Regions from separate parts of the Homo sapiens genome. Here region 2 is linked to region 1. A link is an interaction called in ENCODE POLR2A ChIA-PET data of the cell type or tissue named here. Cell type or tissue: OCI-LY7. All regions are shown on one strand. Links, peaks and the distances in the headings refer to the core of each region. The heading gives the core; the rest is flanking DNA. Region 1 overlaps CSRNP2 (cysteine and serine rich nuclear protein 2). Region 2 overlaps SLC11A2 (solute carrier family 11 member 2).

Region 1 (7,107 bases), core at 1,164-6,163:
AGACTCCCCTGCCAGATGCAAAGACGGGAGTCTTGGACTGAGATTTGATTTCAAATCTGAGATTTTTCATTAGAAAGAGTTGAAATCTCTATACCCCAAGGACAACAGTCAAATAAAAAAAAAAATCAGCTGGGTGCAGTGGCTCACACCTGTAGTCTCAGCACTTTGGGAGGCCGAGGCAGGTAGATCACTTGAGACCAGGAGTTCGAGACCAGCCTGGGCAACATGGCAAAACCCTGTCTCTACTAAAAATACAAAAACAAGACGGATGCACACCTGTAATCCCAACTACTCGGGAGGCTGAGGCACAAGAAATCGCTTGAACCTGGGGAGGCCGAGGTTGCAGTGAGCTAATATCATGCCAGTGCACTCCAGCCCGGGCGACAGAGCAAGACTCTGTCCCAGAAAAAAAAAAAAAAAAAAAATCAATCAACCAACCAACCAATGAACCTAAATGGTTTCCTACATGGACAGCAGTAGATCCCAGAACACTTAGGCACCTTCATTTTCTTGGCATGGAGTTTCTCTTCCTTCAGGTGCTCACGCAGAATCTCTCGATGGTTCACCTCCTGTTCCTGGGCAAACTCACAGAGTGTATAGCTCCGTACAGAGTTATGGCGCTGGGCCATGCCCAGAGAGCTACCACCCTGGCTGGGCACACTGGTAAAACCTTGGCGCCGGGCAAAGTAGTATACAGTCACCTGGTCAAAGCGTACATTCTTCCTCCGCAGCTGCTTCTGCCGCTTCAGGATGGATGTGGCTGAGAAGGGAGCACAGAGAGATGTTTTATTTATTTTTCTATTTATTTATTTAGAGATGGAGTCTCGCTCTGTTGCCCAGGCTGGAGTGCTGTGGCACTGTCTCGGCTCACTGCAGCCTCCACCTCCCGGGTTCAAGCAATTCTCCTGCCTCAGCCTCCTGAGAAGCTGGGATTACAGGCGTGTGTCACCACGCCCAGCTAATTTTTGTATTTTAGTAGAGATGGGGTTTCGCCATGTTGACTAGGCTGGTCTTGAACTCCTGACCTCAGGTGATCCGCCCGCCCCGGCCTCCCAAAGTGCTGGGATTACAGGTGTGAGCCACCATGCCTGGCCGAGAGATGCTTTATTAACTCAGGGATGACCTGTTTGGGGAGCTTGCTCTTTCTCATCCATCTAGGCTCTCAACTCTTCTTCTCTAAACGTGCTCTCTATATCTAGAGAACTGTCTAATATCTTCAAATCCTAAATGCTCTGTCAGAAGGGACCTTGAACTTCAGCTGGTTCATACAACTGCCTCCAGACTGACTATACCTAAACAGATGACCACAAAATCCATTTTTAGACATCAGCTGGGAAGAGGATCTCTAGTTAATCTTTTCTGGATATAAGAATCTACAGCTTTACTGTCCAATACAGCAGCTACTAGCCATGTGTGGCAATTTAAGCTAATTAAAATTAAATAAAATTTAAAATTCAGCTCAGGCCGGGCATGGTGGCTCATGCCTGTAATCCCAGCACTTTGGGAAGCCGAGGCAGGCAGATCATGAGGTCAAGAGATCAAGACCATCCTGGCCTACAGGATGAAACCCCATCTCTACTAAAAATACAAAAATTAGCTGGGCATGGTGGCACATGCCTGTAGTCCCAGCTACTCAGGAAGCTGAGGCAGGAGAATCACTTGAACCTGGGAGACGGAGGTTGCAGTGAGCCGAGATTGTGCCACTGCACTTCAGCCTGACGACAGAGCAAGACTCCATCTCAAAAACAAACAAACAAAAATTCAGCTCAATTATACTAACCATATTTCTTTATTTTCTTTTTTCCTTTGAGACAGGCTCTTGCTCTGTCACCCAGGCTAGAGTGCATGGCACAATCACGGCTCACTGCAGCCCCAACCTCCCAGGCCCAAGTAATCCTCCCACCTCAGCCTCCAGAGTAGCTGGGACTACAGTTGCACACCACCACACCCAGCTAATTTTTGTATTTTTTGTAGAGACGAGGTTTCGCCATGTTGCCCAGGCTGGTCTTGAACTCCTGAGTTCAAGTGATCCACCCATATCAGCCTCCCAAAGTGCTGAGATTACAGGCGTGAGCCACTGCGCCCAGCCACTAACCACATTTCAAGTGCTCAATAGCCACATATGGCAACTGGCTACTGTTGGACAATGCAGATACAGAACATTTCTATCATAACAGAAAATTCCATTGGATAGCATTGATCTGTAGCAGGGGACAGCAAACTGTCAAGAGCCAGACAGTAACTATTTTAGGCTCTACAGGCCATGAGGTCTCTGTTGCAATAATTCAACTCTGCCACTGTAGCATGAAAGCAATCATACACAATGGGTATAACTGTGTTCCAACAAAACAGGCATTGGGCCAGATTTGGCCCATGGGCAACCCCTCATATATAGTATCAGTTCTTTCCAAGAACTAATAGAGCCGTAAGAATTAAGAAAGCTTGGCCGGGCACAGTGGCTCACGCCTGTAATCCCTGCACTTTGGGAGGCCGAGGCGGGTGGGTCACCTGTGGTCAGGAGTTCAAGACCAACCTGGCCAACATGATGAAACCTTGTCTCTACTAAAAACACAAAAAATTAGGCGGGCGTGGTGGCAGGTGCCTATAATCCCAGCTACTGGGGAGGCCTGAAGCAGGAGAATCACTTGAACCCGGCAGGCAGAGGTTGCAGTGAGCTGAGATCTCGCCACTGCACTCCAGCCTGGGCAACAAGAGCAAAACGAGAAAAAAAAAGAATTAAGAAATCTGGATTTGCCCCAGTTGTCCAAGCAGCAAGCATTTATATCCTGCTACAGCTACAATTTCCTGGAACTCTCTGGGACTCTGGTGGGGGCAGGGTAGAGTCCTAGACTCCTTTTTCAATCTAATTTAACCCATTCTGGGAACCAGCAACCCACAAGACAAGTAAAATCAGCTAGAATAAATCAGACTTTAGTCTACGGTATGAGAGAAATGAGGTCCTCCAAAGAGCAAGGAAAGATGATGATTAAGGGCAAATCCCCAAGCCACACAGACGCTGTCTCGAGCTGCCATGGGTTCTGCTGCTTGGGGAATGTGGGTATAGGCAGGGACGGAGCAGCTTACTCACGTGTGAAGCTGGCAGTGGTAGGAGGATTGAGGCTGTCGCAGCTGTCAGCACTATCACTGCTGGAGATCTCATCATCTGAGTTGGAAACTGATGAGCCCACATCCACATCATCAAACTTCCTCTTGAGACCCGAGCCCGTGAATGCATCCATTGGTTTCAAAGGGGTTTCCTTGGGGAGCCCACCAAGTTGGCCCCAAAGCCCCTACTCACCACCAGCTAGCCAGGTACATTAGGATTCTGCCCAGGGAAAAAAAGGAATCAGCATTCCTGTCCCCAGACAGACTCCTCCCCAGTCTATACACACAGCTCTCTAAAGAAAGCACCTCACCTAGCACTGATGTCTGCTTTCTCAATATTACGTTCTTTCTCTACTAGCTCTGGCCAACATTCTCCTACTTTCGTTTCCCTTCAGCCCCTCTATTCTCAATCACTCTTAGAATAATGAGATGGGTAGCAGCAGCACCTTTCCCAGTGAAGGAAAGGCCTTTGCTTCCAATCCAGCTGGGGTCTAGGCTTCATTAGCCCAGGAATCACAGTAGCTGCTCTTCTGATCATATAGAAAAGCTCTCCAAGGCACCAGTGAGAAGAACTTGAAATCAAAAACACAATTATCACTGCTGCTTGTTTGGTTGGCAAAAAAAAAAAAAAAAGGAAAAAAAGAAAAGCAGAATTAGGCTTTGCCTAAACCAAGACTAGACCCAACTATTTATCTGTTTTAGAAACAGGGTCTCACTATGTTGCCCAGGCTGGTCTTGAACACCTGGGCTCGAGCAATCCTCCTGCCTCAGCCTCCAGAGTAGCTGGGACTACAAGGCACACACCACTGAACCCGGCTAGACCCACTTATTTTTCCTAGTGATAATACAGCCCGGCATTTCCCAAAGTGCGTGTCTTATGGTATTAATAGCTTTTACATAGAAATACGACTGCTGTGTCAAAAGGGTTTTAAAAATTGCCTATAGTGGAACTTCTTAGAGGCTTTTAATATACTAATAAGGATGGTGAAGGCTGAGAGAACACAGAATGCAGTGTTTCTACAAACGTGATTAAGGAACCCACTGTTTCCAAGGTATTTTAGAGTGCAAATAATGCTTGGAATACACTTTGGGAAATACTGCTCCAGGCACTCAATTTTGAAGGACATTAGCAGTCAGGAAAACCCTTTACCCAGATCTTCATAAGTGTAAAGTGTTTCACCAGGCTTCTATAAAGGTCAAATTTGGTACCAAAGAATGGACCCAAGATTAGAATCTGCATGGCTTCAAAACCCAGAATCTTTCCCAATCTCATACTGCTCCATAAAATAGGGCTCATCTGGTCTGTCACCATCCTCTGTGCAAGGACATTGTAGCTTTACAATCTTTGCCCTCTATAAAGAAATCAGCAAGGGGAAAACAAATAGCAAGAGAAGTAACTATTTATTCTGGTTATATCAATATGGCATGCAGTGTTGTTTTCAACACACTTTCATACAACCAAGGAGTCTGAGATAGTCCATTTCCCTAGGTACAAATCTTTTTCCTCCATCTTTGGATTTAAGTTCCAGAAGGACACGAATCTGCTCAGCAGAAATGCTGTCAAAGCGGGAGCCATGTGTGATGAGACACGAACCCTCCCTTGCCTCAGTAATGCCAGAATCTCCCCAGACTATGATCTCACTAGTTGCTAATTATGCAGCAGGAATAACAACACTGCCCAGAACGACAGGGCTGCATTACTGCAGAGCAGCTACCCAGAATATACTGTGGTGTCAAGAGATGCCTGCTACAGAGCTGCTTTTCTGGACTGTGTCTGTTGGAAGCAATTTGCCTGCTCTTGGATCAGCTCTACAAAGTCAACCAGACGTAATAAGTACCTTAGAGAAGGTATTTCCTAATCTATCCAGATTGCATCAAATTCTGCATTCAAGTCACAAGATGTACCTAAGAAACCTCAGCCATCAGAAGTCTCAGACAAGCACATTCCTGAAATAAATTTGCCAGGGAAGAAAAAAAAAAATCAAGTATTTGATAAAAACTGTAATTAAATTAAAAAACGAGCCCAAAGTATCAGTTTAGTTCTTCATGTTACTGATCTTATCAGAGGTCACATTCTTAGGGCATGGTAAGAAAGGAGCGAGCCAAGGGCTTTTTATGGGTTAAGATTTTAGCTGGGTTTAAAGATACCGATCAACAAGAAGACATTTATGCATCCAACAGACACATGAAAAAATGCTCATCATCACTGGCCATCAGAGATACGCAAATCAAAACCACAATGAGATACCATCTCACACCAGTTAGAATGGCGATCATTAAGAAGTCAGGAAACAACAGGTGCTGGAGAGGATGTGCAGAAATAGGAACACTTTTACACTGTTGGTGGGACTGAAAACTAGTTCAACCATTGTGGAAGACAGTGTGGCGATTCCTCAAGGATCTAGAACTAGAAATACCATTTGACCCAGCCATCCCATTACTGGGTATATACCCAAAGGATTATAAATCATGCTGCTATAAAGACACATGCACACGTTATGTTTATTGAGGCACTATTCACAATAGCAAAGACTTGGAACCAACCCAAATGTCCATCAATGATAGACTGGATTAAGAAAATGTGGCACATATACACCATGGAATACTATGCAGCCATAAAAAAGGATGAGTTCATGTCCTTTGTATGGACATGGATGAAGCTGGAAACCATCATTCTGAACAAACTATCTCAAGGACAGAAAACCAAACACCGCACGTTCTCACTCATAGGTGGGAATTGAACAATGAGAACACATGGACACAGGATGGGGAACATCACACACCGGGGCCTGTCGTGGGGTGGGGGAAGCGGGGAGGGATTATACCTAATGTAAATGACAAGTTAACGGGTGCAGCACACCAACATGACACATGTATACATATGTAACAAACCTGCATGTTGTGCACATATACCCTAGAACTTAAAGTATTAAAAAAAAAAAAAGATACCGATCGACAAACAAATTTCTCATTCCATTCTATTGTAGCGGGGAGGGGGAGCCCCTTGTGATTGAATGCTTATGTGGGTGGAATTTTTTAAGGAGACAGAATAAAGCTGGGCACAGTGGCTCATGTCTGTCATCCCAGCACTTTGGGAGGCCGAGGCGGGCAGATCACCTGAGGCTGGAGTTCGAGACCAGCCTGACCAACATGGAGAAACCCCATCTCCACTAAAAATCCAAAAAAAAAAAAAAAATTAGCCAGGCGTGGTGGCACATGCCTGTAATCCAGCTACTCAGGAGGCTGTGGCAGGAGAATCGCTTGAACCCGGGAGGTGGAGGTTGTGGTGAGCCAAGATCGTGCCATTGCACTCTAGCCTGGGCAACAGAGGGAGACCTTGTCAAAAAAAAAAAAAAAAAAAAAAAAGCTGGGTGTGGTGGCTCACGCCTCTAATCTCAGCACTTTGGGAGGCCAAGGCGGGTGGATCACAAGGTCAAGAGATCGAGACCATCCTGGCCAATATGGTGAAACCCCGTCTCTACCAAAAATACAATGATTAGCCAGGTGTGGTGGCGAGTGCCTGTAATCTCAGCTACTCAGGAGGCTGAGGCAGGAGAATCGCTTGAACCCAGGAGGCGGAAGTTGCAGTGAGCTGGGATCACGCCATTGCACTCCAGCCTGGGCGGCAGAGTAAGACTCTGTCTCAAAAAAAAAAAAAAAAAAAAAAAAAAAGAGGGAGGGAGGGAAGAGAAGAAGGCAAGCAGGCAGGCAGGCAGGCAGGCAGGCAGGCAGGCAGGCAGGCAGGCAGGCGGTCTTTTTCCTTAGCCTGGAAACACTCAAGGATTTATGACTGGAAGTAACTGTCCACTCCTGTTCTTTCCTCAGGTGTCCCCAGGCTTCTGGTAGTATCTCCGGTGAATATTTCTCTTTAAGCCCCATATGAACTTGGGTCTGATCCAAAATCATCTTTATTACTACAATTCTCCACGGTCTTAACCCAGCTGCCCGCAGGAGTATCAGTTATCTTTAGGTTACTTTTTGTGAACTTGGATGCAGCAAGGA
Region 2 (7,107 bases), core at 1,082-6,081, 67 kb before region 1:
GGGGTCAGACAAACCTCATTATACTCCCGTCCCTTTGGAATTCAGACACAAATGACCAGCATTAAAACAGAGATCTTGGCCAGGCACAGTGGTTCCTGCATGTAATCCCAGCACTTTGGGAGGCCAAGGCGGGCAGATCACCTGAGGTTGGGAGTTCGAGACCAGTCTGACCAACACTTTAGTAGAGAAACCCTGTCTCTACTAAAAATACAAAAACAGGTGGGCGTAACGGCACATGCCTGTAATCCCAGCTACTCGGGAGGCTGAGGCAGGAGAATCACTTGAATGCGGGAGGAGGAGGTTGCGGTGAGCCAGGATTGCACCATTGCACTCTAGCCTGGGCGACAAGAGTGAAACTCCGTCTCAAAAACAAACAAACAAACAAACAAACAAAAACCAGAGATCTTAAAACTGACAAAACAGATTCCTTGTAGCAATAACATGCTAAATTCCAACCTGACTCTAGCATAGCATCACATGACAGATAACAGGCCCTGAAAGAAATCAAAGTATTTTACTCCAAGATATATTTCTTTGTATATTTTGAAATGACCCTGCAAAGCTGTCTCTTATGAGCAAAACCTAGAATATATAGAATCTCCTTCCCTTTTCAGGTCTTTTCCTGATCCCGGAGAGAATTAACTAGGAGTCCGGTACCTTTTTAAGTCTGATAAAAGACATTTACATCTATTTTCTCTGAAGCTTGTTACCTAGAGGCTTCACCTACATAATAAAAACCTTGGTCTTCACAACCCCTCATTTTAGACACTCCACAGCCCCTCATTTTAGACCAGGTCTTTAGAAAATAACTCTTTCAACCAATTTCTTTTTTTATTTATTTTTATTTTTGTAGAGACAGGGTTTTGCCATGTTGCCCAGGCTGGTCTTGAACTCCTGGGCTTAAGCAATCCTCCCACTTCAGCCTCCAAAGTAGCTGGGACCACAGGTGTGCACCACCACACCCAACTAATTTTATTTTATTTTTTTTACTTGGAGACAAGGTCTTGTCACATTGCCCAAGCTGGTTGGTCTCGAACTCCTGGGCTCAAGCGATCCACCCGCCTCAGCCTCCCAAAGTGCTGGGATTACATGCATGAGCCACTGCACCCAGTGTCAATCAATTTCCAATCAGAAAATCTTTAAATCCACCTTTGACCTGAAAGGTGCCCCCTCCCCACTTCAAGTTGTCCCACCTTTCCTGATGGAACCAATGTACATCTTAAATATATTGGCTGATGTCTGCCTGTAACTTCTGACCCCTAAAACGTATAAAATCAAGCTGTAACCCAACCACCTTGGGCACATGTTCTCGGGACTTCCTGGGGCTGTGTCACGGGCCTTGGTCACTCATATTTGGCTCAGAATAAACCTCTTTAAACATTTTACAGAGTTTGACTCTTGTTTGTTTGTTTGGTTTTGAGACAGAGTCTCACTCTGTCACTCAGGCCGGAGTGCAGTGGCGCGATCTTGGCTCACTGCAGCCTCTGCCTCCTAGGTTCAAGTGATTCTCCTGCCTCAGTCTCCCGAGTAGCTGGGATTACAGGCACCCACCACTACGCCCAGCTAACTTTTGTATCTTTAGTAAAGACAGGGTTTCACCATGTTAACCAAGCTGGTCTTGAACTCCTAACCTCAGGTGATCTGCCCATCTCGGCCTCCCAAAGTGCTGGGATTACAGGTGTGAGCCACCGCGCCTGGCCTGTTTTGTTTTGGTTTTCGTTTTTGAGAGGAGGTCTCATTCTGTTACCCAGAGTGGAGTACCATAGCATGATCTTGGCTCACTGCAACTTCTGCCTCCTAGGCTCAAGTGATCCTTCCACCTCAGCCTCCCGAGTAGCTGGGACTACAGGTGCATACCACCATGCCCAGCTAATTTTTGTATTTTTTGTAGAGACAGGGTTTCGCCATATTGGCCAGGCGGGTCTTAAACTCCTGGGCTCAAGTGATCCTCCTGCCTTAGCCTCCCAAAGTGCTGGGATTACAGGTGTGAGCCTGGGCTCAGCCAGAGTTTGACTCTTTTTCATCAACAAACAAGAGGAAGGATAGCTTGAGGCCAGGAGTTCAAGACCAGCCTGGGCAACATAGTGAGACCCTGTCTCTAAAAATAAAAATAAAAATAATGAGCCTGGCATGGTGGCATGCCATCTATAGTCCCAGCTACTGGGGAGGCTGAAGTGGGAGAATCACTTGACCCCAGGAATTCAAGGCTACAGTGGGCTATGGTTGTGCCACTGCACTGGAGCCTAGATGACAGAGCAAGACCCTGTCTGTAAAAAAGATTAGATAGACAGATAGATAGATAGATAGATAGATAGATAGATAGATAGACGGACAGACAGACAGACAGAGATAGATAGATATAGATGGGGTGTGTGTGTGTGTGTGTGTGTGTATATATATATATAGATATATAGATATAGTCTTCAGAGATTGCCAGCCAAAATTAAACCTGAGGCTGCTGAACTTGAGCCATCCAGCAGATCTTTCACTCACAGGTTTTCCCCAGACAATAGTGTTCTCCTCCAAGGACCTGATACTAACCTCCTCCTCAGGAATGGAGATCTTCTCATTAAAGTAAGTGGCGAAGTACTCCTCTGAGTCCCCAGGGGACTGTGAAAGAGAGGGATTACTATAGGCAGGGTTGATGTTACCAAGACTGGCAGACTCCCCATGATCTCCAGAAACACTGTCTGAATTAACAGATTTGAAAATAAATTAGTAAAAAATGAACAAAATACACTAACAATTCATCCTTAGTATACTGAAATTAAATAGTTTAATATCTAAATGCACAAGAGACCAACCTGACTCTAGCTCAATTTATTTTGAATAGTTTATTTTTAATGTACATTTTAGAATAAGTAATACATTCACATGGTTAAAAATTCAGGAAGTAAAAAATTTAGCCTACACTAAAAAAGTTATCTCCCTCCCCCTCCCCCAGTCACTCAATTCTCTAGATCAGTTTTAACTCACAATGGTTTTCCTACTTCCACACTTCTACTCCTACTTGGGAATTTTTAGAGCCATTTCATTTTCCTCTAAAAACACTGACATATGGGCTCAAAATATCATATTCCCAGACCAGCTCCTGGTAACCTAAAATCCTAGCTTTTAAAAGAAAAGAACTAGGCCTGTCTAGCGAAATGTCCTCCCCACCTCCTATATTTGGTAGGACTTACTCAAATAATCGACCGTGGACATTATACCTCCATCAGACTTCTCAAAAAATGTGCAAGTTACAAAATCCTGCCACAGTTCAGGCTAAACTCTGAAGCTGCAGCAAAACCACCAAGCAGGAACCCTTTGTACTCTGACTAAGGCTTGCAGTAAAGTGCCGCCGGTCACGGGGTACTGGCACCCTCGTGATGGCAGGGCTCATCTCAGACTGATATCAGCGTTTCCCTGAGTTCTGCATTTTGCAGTCAATCTTAAATATTGGGAAGCAGAAGGTCTGGGAGAAAAGGGATACCCTGCCAGAAATACACAGAGCCTAGTTTGCTTCAGCCATCAAATGGCTATTTTGAATCACAAAGCTCTAATCTCTGTGTTTGCAATAAATCCTTACAACCTCTAATTTAAACAAATAAGAGCTTTCTTTCCATAGGGAGCTGACTCATATCATCTTAATTAAGCAGCTTTAAATTAATGAAGAAATTTATAGAAAAGGAACAGAAATTCCAAAGAAGCTCAGATTTAGGAAGGAATAGTCAAAGCACTCAAGAAGCTCCAATCAAATACAGAGCGTAAGGTACTCGCCCTGTATTTTACTGCTCCATACACATCTGAAACACCAGGAAGCATCATGAGTAGCCAAAACACTCCAGAGGTTTTTATCCTGGGTCTGGGAATAACATTGCCCTTGCAAGCATTACTGCCAGAAACCAAATTTCAGCTAATCTTGGCTCAACTCAGAATTGTAAAAAAGATACGAAGCAGGTCTCTGGTTAAAAATCTGTTTTCAGGGCCGGGCACAGTGGCTCATGCCTGTAATCCCAGCATTTTGGGAGGCCGAGACGGGTGGACCACCTGAGGTCAGGAGTTCAAGACCACCCTGACCAACATAGCAAAACCCCATCTCTACTAAAAATACAAAAACATTAGCCGGGCGTGGCGGCAGGTGCCTGTAATCCCAGGTGCTCGTGATGCTGAGGCAGGAGAATCCATTGAACCGGGGAGGCGGAGGTTGCAGTGAGCCGACACAGTGCCACTGAACACTAACTAGCCTGGGCAACTAGAGCAAAACTCCGCCTCAAAAAAAAAACCAAACAAACAAACAAAAAAAAAACATTCTGTTTTCAGGATGGGCGCGGTAGCTCATGCTTGTAATCCCAGCACTTTGGGAGGCTGAGACGGGCGGATCACTTGAGGTCAGGCATTTGCGAACAGCCTGGCCAACATGGCGAAACCCTGTCTCTACTAAAAATACAAAAATTAGCCGGGCATTGTGGCGTGTGCCTTTAGTCACAGCTACTCGGGAGGCTGAAGCAGGAGCATCACTTGAACCCATGAGGCGGAGGTTGCAGTGAGCCGAGATTGTGCCACTGCACTCCAACCTGGGTGACAGAGACTCCACCTCAAAAAAAAAAAAAAAATCCATTTTCATTTACAGCCTAAGTCACCAGATGGTGACTTTTGAATGGAGTTGTTAGAATAGATGATGACAGATGATGACAAGAGGAAAAATATGATAAATTTCTGTTACCAACATAAACCTAATTACAAATAAAATTAGACAATAACACAAAGCGGTAAATTACCATCTGACATCTTCTGTTCAGGACCCAGCACCATGGTGGATACCTGAGTGGCTGAGTTCTTAGAATATGATTCTGGAAAGGAGAAAAGTGAGGGAGAAGAATTAGGAAGAACAAACTAACAAGTTCAGAACCAGCAGTTTGTTACTCTGTATGACTGAATCCTTACTATGAAAAGAGTAATTTTTCTACTGAATTAGGTAACCTTGAAAATAATTACAGTTTTCAGAATATGACTGACAGATATTTAACAAAAAAAGAAAAGTCTTAGTCAAGATTTTGCTGGCAAGACTTCAAAACCAAATTGAAGTGTTACAGCTCTTTTAGAATGTGTCTAGCAGGCTTTCTGGCTTTCACTGTGAAACCCTTCACGGATGGCAGGGGGTGGTGGACAAATTGAACAGGAGGTATTTTAGTGAGACAGCAAATACCATTTTTTTTTTTTTTGAGTCTTTGAGTCGGAGTCTTGCTCTGTCGCCCAGGCTGGAGTGCAGTGGTGCAATCTCAGCTCACTGCAACCTCTGCCTCCTGGGTTCAAGTGATTCTCCTGCCTCAGCCTCCCGAGTAGCTGGGATTACAGGTGCCCGCCACCACGCCCAGCCAATTTTTTGTATTTTTAGTAGAGACAGGGTTTCACCGTGTTAGCCAGGATGGTCTCGATCTGCTGACCTCGTGATCCGCCCGCCTCAGCCTCCCATAGTGCTGGGATTATAGGCATGAGCCAACGCACCTGGCCAGGCAAATACTTTTTTAATAAGCATCTACACAGAGGCTGCTAGGCAAGTATCCATTCTCTGCCTTTGCCTCCAAATTATCCCAAGTGTCTAAAGCCAGACACATTTCCCCCTATTTTATGAGTTGTTTTTTTTTGTTTTTTTTTTAGTTTTTTTAGACGGAGTCTCACTCTGTTGTCCAGGCTGGAGTGCAGTGGCACGATCTCAGCTCGCTGCAACCTCTGCCTCCTGGGTTCAAGCGATTCCCCTGCCTCAGCCTCCAGAATAGCTGAGATTACAGGCGTGTGCCACCATGCCTGGCTAATTTTTGTATTTTTAGTAGAGACACGGTTTGACCATGTTGGCCACGCTGGTCTCAAAGTCCTGACCTCATGATCCGCCCACCCCACTTCCCAAAGTGCTGGGATTACAGGCATGAGCCACCACGCCCAGCCTATTTTATGAGTTTTTAAGGACAGAAATCTGTAATTCTCTTTGGTCTAAAATATGTAATTTAAGCTCATGGTTCAATCTTCTAGAAAGGGTAGGAAAAAGCACCATACAAGCATACTGGTAGTGGAAGGCCACTATTTGGCAGCCTCAAATCTTCCTAAGAAAGTAAAGTCTGCAGCCATAATGTTCTAGACCTCATTCCTCAACCCTCTGACAACTAGAAGAAACTAGTCACCCGTGGCCCAGCCCCTCCCAAGCTCTCCAAGAGAGCTGAAGCACCAGCAGGATTAAGCATAGCGTGTGGGATGCCAGCCTTTGTCTACAGGTCCTGTACTAAGCAACCCGCAGTGGGGCGGGTGGAGTCAGGGGTGGGGTGGAAGTTCCAGATGTCCATCATCCTGTTAAGTTTAATTGGGAGGGAGGATTTTAGCAAGCTCACTTGGGAACAGATCTATGGCATATTCTCCATTGAGCCTTACCAATAAGGCTATTAAAAAAAAAATGTTTCAATCTTCTTATCTACTTCTCAGTTGATTTCAAATTTAGAAGGGGAAGGACAACATAGTATTCATTGATAAGCCCCTCTTTGAATCCCAATAATAACTGTCCTACTGAAGAAGTGATGAAGCCTCGCTTAATGATCTTTTACTGCTTAAATCTAGTCTTTTTTCCACCCTTGTCCCTTATATGTTGTTCCTACATGAACAATCTTCTACTTGCTGTTTCAGGTTTTGGGTAATCTTTCTATCTACCAACATATTCTGTACTTATAGAATTACAGAATTCAGACCAGAAAGGAGCTTTTCTTTTCTTTTTAGGTTTCATCTGTCTTCTGGGGCATATATACCACCACCTGCTAATTTGGAAAACATAATCCTTCCTCTCTAGAGTCACCAATGCCAAGTATTATATTACAACGGACAACTAGCCATGTGTCTCCTGTCAGGTTTTAAGCCACCAGATGACTAAACATCAGCCAACAGCCCCCAATAATACTGACTAAATTCAACCCCTCTTTCAGTCAATGACAATAGCACCTCACCTAAATGGGATTTAAATATTTGACCACTCAGAGTAGCAGTACTCACTTGGATTCCAATCACAGCACAGCCCCGACGTTCCCGGCAAAGCCTTTTTACTTTTGTTTTACATATAATTGTAACAAACTAATGTTATCAGATTGT

What was found. Peaks named below come from ENCODE experiments on the same cell type or tissue, not always from the same donor. Only the 100,000 strongest peaks of a DNase experiment are listed, where the experiment ranks them.
Region 2: POLR2A ChIA-PET joins it to region 1 with 7 read pairs; 14 of 35 experiments call an interaction of 5 or more read pairs at or near these places.

The regions. Positions count from the first base shown.
Region 1 is chr12:51,073,323-51,080,429 of GRCh38, forward strand. CSRNP2 (cysteine and serine rich nuclear protein 2) reads right to left here. Exons shown (of 5, transcript NM_030809.3): 2 at 3,089-3,325; 3 at 501-760. The coding sequence starts at 3,239. Among named protein-coding and RNA genes, the nearest start is that of CSRNP2, 6.7 kb to the right of the region's middle. In OCI-LY7, for the core only: no CTCF peak of the experiment used is centred there; no DNase peak of the experiment used is centred there; H3K4me3 peaks cover 701 bases; H3K27ac peaks cover 869 bases.
Region 2 is chr12:51,005,935-51,013,041 of GRCh38, forward strand. SLC11A2 (solute carrier family 11 member 2) reads right to left here. Exons shown (of 16, transcript NM_000617.3): 2 at 4,761-4,832; 3 at 2,542-2,690. The coding sequence starts at 4,794. It also overlaps the pseudogene RNU7-39P. Among named protein-coding and RNA genes, the nearest start is that of SLC11A2, 17 kb to the right of the region's middle. In OCI-LY7, for the core only: no CTCF peak of the experiment used is centred there; no DNase peak of the experiment used is centred there.